Regions from separate parts of the Homo sapiens genome. Here region 1 is linked to region 2. The links are chromatin loops, found by intact Hi-C in ENCODE. Cell type or tissue: Calu3. All regions are shown on one strand. Region 1 has its middle 44 kb from the start of LINC01473. Region 2 holds the start of FSIP2 (fibrous sheath interacting protein 2).

The links. Peaks named below come from ENCODE experiments on the same cell type or tissue, not always from the same donor. Only the 100,000 strongest peaks of a DNase experiment are listed, where the experiment ranks them.
Region 1: a loop joins it to region 2, with 2.5 times the contacts of the local background. A loop is called at or near these places in 2 of 110 quality-filtered maps.

Annotation. Positions count from the first base shown.
Region 1 is chr2:186,128,130-186,133,129 of GRCh38, forward strand. No RefSeq gene overlaps it. Among named protein-coding and RNA genes, the nearest start is that of LINC01473, 44 kb to the left of the region's middle. In Calu3, no CTCF peak of the experiment used is centred here; DNase peaks (open chromatin) are centred at 1,742 and 2,002.
Region 2 is chr2:185,736,793-185,741,792 of GRCh38, forward strand. FSIP2 (fibrous sheath interacting protein 2) reads left to right here and starts at 2,012. Exons shown (of 23, transcript NM_173651.4): 1 at 2,012-2,201; 2 at 2,554-2,679. The coding sequence starts at 2,103. FSIP2-AS2 (FSIP2 antisense RNA 2) reads right to left here and starts at 3,685. Exons shown (of 3, transcript NR_110217.1): 1 at 3,587-3,685. RefSeq lists a silencer at 2,144-2,413. In Calu3, a CTCF peak has its summit at 2,272 (motif pointing left); a DNase peak (open chromatin) is centred at 2,239.

The DNA.
Region 1 (5,000 bases), 390 kb after region 2:
TGTTAATAACTTCTTTTATATATATATATTTATTATACTTTAAGTTCTAGGGTACATGTGCACAATGTGCAGGTTTGTTACATATATATACATGTGCCATGTTGGTGTGCTGCACCCATTAACTCGTCATTTACATTAGGTATATCTCATAATGCTATCCCTCCCCCCTCCCCCCTCCCCCCACCCCAAAACAGGCCCTGGTGCATGATGTTCCCCTTCCTGTGTCCAAGGGTTCTCATTGTTCAATTCCCACCTATGAGTGAGAACATGCGGTATTTGGTTTTTTGTCCTTGAGATAGTTTGCTGTACGAAAGAATGAGAATAAGACTGACATCCACTATCTCATCAAAAATAGTATGTCAAGAAAAATGGAGAAATTAGCTATAAAATATAGCAGAAATTTAAAATTCAATATTTAGAAATTATATCAATCAACTGTAAAAGCATTTTTCGATGTACAAAAGCTCAAAAAGTTAATTTTTCATACACCTTCTCTTAGAAGTTCCTTATGAAGTATGGACATTACGGCTGCAATTGAAGTATGGGTTAAGGATCAACAGAAATAAACCACAAACATAGACCTGCTGTAAATGTCTCATTTCTGTGGCAAAGGAAACAATTTAACAGAAGTGTCCACACAGAGCAGATGTAGCATGTATCTTTGTGTGGCTTCTGAACCTTTATCCCTGTGGGGCACAGGGCTGCTGGTGAAACTCAGAATTCCTGCTAAGCTACTGTTCTTTTATACTATGATTTCATTTTCATACCAGAACTTAACCTCACCATCCATTGCACTTCTACTCAAAGAGGTCTTTAGAAAAATGATGCTTTCCCGGATTTTGAACCAAACTTAGTATAAGAATTTTTTTTCCTCAGAGACAAGCCGAGTAGGTGCCCAGGTATCCCTGAAAAATATTACTGCCCAACTTTCCAGAGTCTCAGGAAACCTGTCTTCTCATCATGTCACAGCCAAACAAAACAGAAGTAGTAAAAGACCAAAGACATAAAATAGGGGAAGCAGTGAATCTAATCAAGGAAAGCAGTGAAGGTGAAGTTCCAGGACAGCATGAGTGCAGGTGCTGGAAGGGCACCAGGTCCAGTTCTGAACAGAAAAATGCAGAGCCATGGAGAGTCCCAGAAGAAAGAGAATTCTATACCTGTTTATAGTTTTGGGTTTTTTTTTACCCTTCCCTTTTTTTATTTTCATTTTTTTTTTAGTTGTCTGATGAGGGTAGACGTAGGTGAAATTGGAGACAATTTTTTGGATTTCTTATTAAGGAACAAGAGTTTGGACTTTGAACTGCTATTATTTCTTCTATTTTGTTATTTAGAATTAAGCATTATTGCTATTTTTGGTGTTTCACTCAGTCTAAACAGTAAAAAGATTGCATGCTCAAAATGATATAACTCAAGAAGACTTTACTAAAACGGGACAAATTATAAAAGTGTGATGGGCTAAAAAAAAAAAAAAAAAATCCACAAGAGACAATAGAGACCTGGAGCTAGCAGTAGCAGAGCTTGGCCCAGGAGATGATGGTGGAAGAAGTTATCAAACTCAGGAAGAGGAGAAATGCGTGCACAACAGCACACTGGGAAAGGAACAGTAATCTTTATTTAAGGTATATGACTGACCTAAGGGAAAGGGTCAGGAGAATAAATGCTAAACTTCACTATTGCCCTTCTCTATTTCCTGCTGAAACTCACTACAGCCAAACCCAGCTGGAAGCCAGTAGCCAGGGAAGTACAAGTGACAGTCTCCCCAGGAAAGAGAGGGTGGGGTTTGTCTAGAAAGGAAATATTTGGCCCAAATGTCATCCTACATTTCTTATATTTTCAATGGGTGCTATGTCCTGTGTTCCTCTTATCTGAAAATGTTTCCTTTTGTAATTTATATGTAGAATTTTAGTAAGTAGGTTTAAATGTAATCCATTGATTCTAGGCAGGAGGAAACGCTCAAGAGGCATCTTTGGTGCCAAGGTAAACAGCTAAAGCTCAAATCTTTCCCTGGCCATGGCTAGTAGTTTCAAGTTACAAGAAACCAAAAACCTCTGAACTCTACAGGAAGAGATGTCTTTGAGTGCAAACATTTCTGAATTCAAAGTACACAACTTAGAGGTAAGCTGACTTTATGTTGGAAACACCTGTAGTTGTCTTGGTACTGGAAGGCTGATGCAACTGGGAGGGGAGTATGAAATATTGCAGTTAGTTAAGAGGGAGTCTGGAGTTCAAAGATTTCTGGTTATTATTTCTCTCCTTTTGTTTGTATGCCTTGGTTAAAATGAGCTATGTGTGAGACATCCATAACTAAGCCCCTTCAGTTTTTTGCAAACATAATAAATGATATCACCACTGGCTTCAAAGCACATAAAAACAATACCAGGGTTCATGTTATATATGTTGCCACAGGAGCACAGGACTCACTGAAAAGGAATCTGGGTGCTGGTTACAAGTTCATTCCAAAATTGCCATGAAAATACTGATAGCTGTATTTGCTACTGTTTTTCTTAGTTGCTTTAAACATATGATTATCCTTAACTGATAGGTTATGTAAAGTGGGTGCAAAGTGGGTCATTTGTGACTTTAAAAGATTGCAAAATTAAGCAAGATAATTATCAATGACCTGACAACTTCATATTACACATAGAAACCTGAACTTCATTAAATAGAAATGGATTTATGCCCAGAGAGTCTTATTGCTTTTGTTCTGCTTGACTGTTCACTACCTACCCTTTGCAATGGTGTAAACTACTCATTAATTTTGTATATTTGATTAGTGACAGTTTCCATTCTCAAAATCCTTGTGATGAATTACACGACACAGTGGAAACAGCTATAGAACAAAACAAAAACACCACATGTGGTCTGCTAACCAGTCTCCTGTCAAACAAAATTGGATGCTGCGTTCCCATGGTTTCCTTTGAGCAGTAAAAGAGAAAATGAATGCTCAGAAGCACCATTTCTGTAAATTGCTGAAAAATCTTCATATTAGTGTAGCCTAGAAAATATTTCAGTGGCAAAAAAGCTACAAGGAAACCAAGTTATACATTTTTTTTTTTTTTGGCTAACACAAAGAAATACATTCTTTACAAGAAAATGGAGCAGAAATAATAACAATAGGTCCATTATTCTCATTCAGTAATAAATCCCATTTAGGGAGAAGGTATTTTAATGAGCAAATGCTTTATTCTACCTTGTGGTTAAATAAGAATTTTTAAATGTCACATATACTGAGTAGAGAGCTAGAGTGAGTATCAAACAAAAAGAAAGGACCTGGCCCTTTGAGAGTTAACCTCCTGAAATTAATGCATAATGGATGAAATTAATCATCTTCAGGGGCCTCCTAACAAGAAGGGACGTTGCCTAGGACAAAGCAGGAAGACTAAAGCCTACAAATCTAATCATCTCCATTAGAATTTGAAAGACAACTTTTGTTTAATTAATGGGAGAAAGATACCTAAAAGAAAAAGAAAAAAGGTCACTTGTGACTAGGTGGATTCTACATAAGACCTTACAAAAGTGGGTTCAGGAAATAGGAATTTGGCAGGGTTTATCCCAGATTCTCTTTTTTTTTTTTGGTTCTTGAGATGGAATCTCTCACTGTCGCCTACCCTGGAGTGCAGTGGCATGATCTTGGCTCACTGCAACCTCCACTTCCCAGGTTCAAGCAATTCTCCTACCTCAGCTTCCTGAATAGCTGGGACTGTAGGCATGCACCACCATGTCTGGCTAATTTTTGTATTTTTAGTAGAGACAAGGTTTCAGCATGTTGGCCAGGCTGGTCTCGAACTCCTAAGCTCAGGTGATCCGCCCGCCTCAGCCTCCCAAAGTGCTGGGATTACAGGTGTAAGCCACCACATCCGGCCCTATCCCAGATTCTCTAAAACAGTAACAGCCTATATCTGGAAGGCTGAGAATCAGGTGACTGCTTAGAGAGGCCTTGATCGTTCTGCTTTGCTGCAGTCTATAGAATGCATTACAAAACTACCTTCTAATTAAATTGAGCTTCCCATGTTCCCATAGGCAGGGAAGGAAACATTCTGACAGGTAGCATTATCCCAATTATAAAAGTAAACACATAATTTCAAGGTCCATGTCAGTTACTCATCAGTCCTCAACCAATAAGTCAACTTTGGGAGCACTCACAAAACTATTTTTCTAGGTACAAAAGCTGGTGACCAGAACTTGAACCACTGTTACTTCAACTGGACACTGTGAGTAGCCACCGTTCTATCTTCTCTGATGTTGTTGCATCAATTCTTTAACACTTACACCACAAATACCACACATTTTTAATTTCTTTATTTATAAGTCTATTACTCTTTTTACTCTAACAATAATACAGCTTAATGGCAAAACATTGAAAAGCACAAAAGAAGATTTTTAAATGATCTGATACCTCACTATCAACATTGTGGTGTTATTACCTATAGTCTCTGTAAATTTTATTTCAGTTCTTGCATTTACATTGTGATATAAAATGTGCTTAAAGAAAAAAGTGCATAAAGCATATGCCTTGAGTTCTACTCCAAGATCTTGAACAATCAACTTCCTCTGCTATAGCCATAAATCACAATCAGGATTTATCTTCATCTTCACTAAATCCCTAACTGTTTTCCAAATTAGTGACAATTTTCAACCAAAGTTGGTATTGTAATTTTTGCCAATCAATTCGATGTGTAATAAAGATTCATGTGGTTTTAAAGTTCATTACATAACTGTGTATGTAGTTAGAGGGAGCCTAGGCCACATAAGACTGTTCCTACTTCTGACATCAACATAAGTTTGGAGGTTCCTCAAACCACCCTCAGGTTCAACAATTCTTTAGAAGGACTCACAGAACTCACTGAAAGCTGTTCTACTAGTATGGCTTATTACAGAGGAAGGATACAGATTAAGATCATCTAAGGGAGGAAGCACATAGGACAGAAAATCCATGGAAAAAGAATCAAACACAGAGCTTCTGCTCTCCTCTCCCCATGGAGTCAAGACAGTGTCACCGT
Region 2 (5,000 bases):
CAGAGATGGACAAAAACAGGGCTGTGAGAGGTAGTATAATAGTACCCCAAAGATGTCTATGTCCTCATTTTCAAGACTGAGTATGTGAATATTTCATAGCAAAGAGGAATTAAGATTGCTAATGGAATTAAGGTTGCTAATCAGCTGATCTTAAGATAGATAAATTAGCATGGATAACCTAGATGGGCCCAATGTAATCACAATGATTCTTTAATTGTAGAAGAGAAGGAGCAGAGGTCTGAGTCAGAGAGAGGTTTGAAGATGTTACATTGCCAGATTTAACGTGTGAGGAAGAGGCAACTTCTAGAAGCTGGAAAGGGCAAGAACATAGGTTGTGATCTAGAGCTTCCAGAAAGAACACAGCACTTCCAATACACTGGTTTCTGCCCAGTGAGATTCTCTTTGGATTACTAACCTCCATCACTGTAAGGTAATATATTTGTGGTAATTTAAGCCACTAAGTTTGTGGTGATTTGCTGGCAATAAGAAACTGATACAGAGACCAAGTAACAGAGGCCATTACACACTTTGCGCTGAGGGCAGTTGGGAGTTTAAAGTGAGGAAGAGAAATGGTCAGTTTGCCATCAAAGATCAAATTGATACAAGATGGATTTTTGGGGTAGATGGTGGCAGGGAGATGTTATAAGGCTGTGGCAATGGTGCAAACAAACAAACAAACAAAAAATGATTAGCGGCTTAACCGGGAGAGTAAAGTAGGAGTAGATAGAATCGGGCAAATTAATTTTAGTGATAAAATTAGTGGGACTTGGGGACCAACTAAACATGGGAGATAAGGGGAAAAAGAAGTATCTAGAAGCATTCCTTAGTTTCTGGCTTGGGTAGACTTTGGTATTGTCACTGAGATAGGAAATGCAGGAAGAAGCCTTTGTTTTTTTTTCCTGTTTTGGTGAAAGTTGTGTGTTGAGATTTGAGTAGATTGAATTTAAGACAATTGTGGGATATCCATATGGAAGCTGGCAATAGACTATATCCCAAGCTTAGATTTCAAATTTAAGAGTCCTAAGCACATGTGTGGAATTACAACAAAGAGAGCAGAGTGCACTGATTAAGAAAACAGCCTCAGGAGCCACCATTTAACAGCAATTGTCAGTCTTCCTCAATCTTTGAAAAATAAAGAGTAATTATTGATAAGGCTACTAAAATAAATAAATGTTTAAAAGGGTGTTTGGCACAGTATATGGAAGTTAGTAGATTCTGAAGAAATGGTAACTGTTATTACTAGTCGGGCCAGAAATAAAAGAGAACAGCAGTGGACCAAAGAAAGTATGAAGTTAAGTCTAAACAACAGGTGGGTTAGACACATACTGTCTCTGCCCTCAGAATACTCCCAGTCTAGTTAGCTTCTTACAGTCAGGGGCCATATTTTACTCACGGCTGTGTCCTGCCCAGTGCTTAGCTCAATGACTGGCCCAGAAGCGTCAAGCACTTTATAAATTTCGGCTGGATGGTTGAGGAGAAAGAGGGAAATAGGATCAAGCTGCAGGAGCAGAGAGGAGGCAGTGGGAGAGTGGTAAAGGGCGCTAGAAAGGAGAAGGAAACCTAGGGGACAGAAGAGGCAGGAGGAAGGCAATGAGCCCCTTAGGAAGCCAACGCGTCTGCCTTGTGGACCTGGTGTGGGAAGAAGCTGTGGGAGCCTGGGGATGGGGTGTGGTCTATATGGGGGAAGATGTAGAATGGGCAAAAACAATCACTCGGGAATTTTTATTGAACGGAACAGGGCTCCTTGGAAGCCAGGGGAAATTAACCAGTTACCCACCAACAAAGCTTATACGTTTTCGTTAGGATTGGCTAAGGCGTGATGGTTTCAGAGAAAGATGAAGTTTCAACTGTGGTCCTCTCAGATCAGGCCTCTCGGACCGATTTTCCCAGCTCTGCGGGCGCTCTACGCGCTGGCGCGAGCCGCCCCTCAGGAGGCCACCGCCCTTCTGGGGCCGCTACCATTGGAAGCCTGGAACGCGGGGGGCGGGGCTGAGGTCGTTGGGCTCTGGCCATTCCTGGTCAGGTCCGGACAGAGGGACAACGGGGTGCTAGAGAAGGAGAGCGGGGCGGGTGAGGAAGGGGCTGAGGGGGCTGTGCCGGCCATGGAGCTGTACCTCGGCGCCTGCTCCAAGCCTGCCAAAGTCGCCGTCACCAAGACGGTCGCCAGCGTCCTGGCCGCGGACACCCAGCAGTGCAGAGACGTGAGTGGCCGCAAGCTGGGCGGCGTCGCCCTCTGGCGGCCGCAGGCCTGCTGGGGAGCGGGGCAGGGATCGCCACACACGGGTCGCGAGGCTCCCAACTGTCCCCCGTCAGGAGGCTGCCCTCTTGCGGCGCCCGGGGGCGGTGGCGGTGGCTCGGACTGTACCGGCCGCAACTGGCAGGCGCGGGACGCCAGGAGAGCTGGTGACCAGGGAAAACGGGAGGACTTCAGGATGCCCCGAACCCTGATTGTATAATTCTTCGGAGTCTTTGGTTGCAATGGAAGTAGATTGGTCTAAACTAAACTAATACTGCCTAAAAGGAAAGACAAAACTCTCCAATTGTGTCTGACAGGGCGTGCACAAAACCCACTTTGCAGGGGTTGGACCGGCTCAGCTACTGGACCTACCTCTCGGGGTCAAGCTGCCTGTGATCCCAGGAAGCAATGCTGTATTCTATACTACGAATTTCGGTGAAAAGGTGAACAAGTTTTTATCGTCTTTCTTTCCTTTACCCTTTACTACTTGCTGTTTAACTCAAAGGCTGCATCATACAAAATTCATTAAAGGAATTTGCATCAACATTTACAGGAAAAAGAAAATCCCACATCTGACCGAAGGTATTGTTTAGAATGCATATGAAGCACTTTCATCTTAATGGTTTGGACATAATCATATTCCAGAAAGTTTAGATTCTTAGTCCTTAATTAACAATTCACGGTACCATATTAATATTCCTTATAATAAAACTTCATATATACTTATATAGTAAGATTTGATGTACTTAGAAACATGTTTAGAAGCTGAAAGGTTATTAGTGATAGCTGCCATTTAATGATATGTTACGATTTTAACTGACAGTATCTTGGACCAAACTCTCTTCACGGGAAACATTATTTTGTTTTGAGTTGAATTCTATTTTACACATAAAGAAAAAAAAAAGAACTGAAACAGTGGGACTTAAAATGAGTTAATATGTTTAGTACTTTAACCTTACTTTAATGAAAGAAAGCCCTGCCTCAATGAGGAAGAGACTCCATAATTTGCCCCAGCCTTTCCATCCAGCATTGTCTCCAACCAGAGAGGCTCAGCTTCTTCAAGTTGAGTCTTTCACACCTACCCATAAATACCATGCTAATACTTCAGTATTTTGTCAACTTTGCCCCCAAACCTGGCATACCTTGTCTTCTTCTCCCCAGTCTATGAATCTGAGCTATCAAGATTCTCTGAACTGTGATAGCCCCCCCGTTAGCTTATTTTTGCTTAGAGTTCACGTTGCCCTTGATTTGTGTGATCTCACTTACACAAACCATAGTTAATCATACTGGATTATAGTGTGTACTTCCCTTAAGCCTTTTCATGTTTTTAGTCCTTAACACCACACCTACCCCCAAACCTCCCCAGCCTTTGACTAAGTAGTCAATGCTGAAGGAGGTTTAGTACATTCTTGTTGACTGGTTGCTTTTATCAGTTTTGCAAAAAGTTCTACAAGAAAGAATTCTAAGTGGCCCACTTACCCTTCTAATGTCTATGATGTCATCAGAAATAAATAGAACCCCTTGGTATTTGATACTTGCTTAATGTCTTATACAGTTCAGGCTGTTATAACAATGTACCATAGACTGGGTGGCTTAGAAATAACGTAAATTTATTTATCATTGTTCTGGAGCTGGAAGTCCAAGATCAGGACACCAGCATGGTCAGATTCTCGTGGGGGTCCTTTGAAGTCCTTTCATTATTACCTCCCTGCATGGTAGAAAGAAGGCTGGAGAGTTCCCTGTGGTCTCTATAGGAACATTATCTCCCTTGATGAGGACTCCACCCTCATGACTTAATTATCCCCCAAGGCCCCAGCTCCTAATGCCATCACACTGAAGATTAGGATTGCATATGAATTTTGGGGGCATACAGTCAATCTAACACACTAAATAAACATGATTTCTTAAAACAAGTTTTGTTTCTGAAAAAAAGTATAATTGCTCTTTAAAAAAAACTAATCTGTTCTACTAGATTAGAGCAAGTGAACTACAAATATACCAACTTCACACAACTTGAGTCACATCCACACAAACTAACTTTGCAAAAACGTGCTTGAAATTTATTCCATTACAGGTGATATAATTCCTCTTTAGTGCATAAACTTAGAACTGTGGCTTTTGTCTCCTCCCTTAAATATATTATTTTACTCTATTGCCATTTTCTCTGTCGACCATTAATTCACTTGTCTACTACTTTTCAAAAAGATGTTCTATTTTTTATTACATTAATTCTCCCAAAATTTATTCATTTAATGAAATTAGTCACCATATAATTTCTCAGAAGAATTTTCTCTTTCAGTGTACTCTCCTTCATGAGGTAATGGTTAATAGTCACCTTTTAAGGGCAACCAGTTATTTTAATTGTCAATAGAAAAGTTACTCTGGCTCAAATGGGTGGATTTGTTTAAAAGTGTTCTTAGTTTACAGGTCAGGAGCTCAGGTTTGGTCTTGAGAAACATATGCCTGTCACAGCTAAAAGTTAACATTTTTTAAAAGTTTACAGCTAAATGTCAACATCTGAAAGAAATATTCAATCTACTCCTTGACTTATTATTATTGATCGTTTCCCTTCCAGGAAAGATCTGGGCTTCATATGTGGATTCACTGAATTCAAGACTCTCCCCTTTACGAGTTCTTTCTTTGCCTTCTCAGGAAAGCATTGGTAACCAGGGAATCTAGCTTTCTGATTAGGCTCCTTGGAAGGAATTAAAGTTTAATGTTAAACAAGAGGTCAGAAACTTAAAGAAGCTTTTAAATGCAAAGG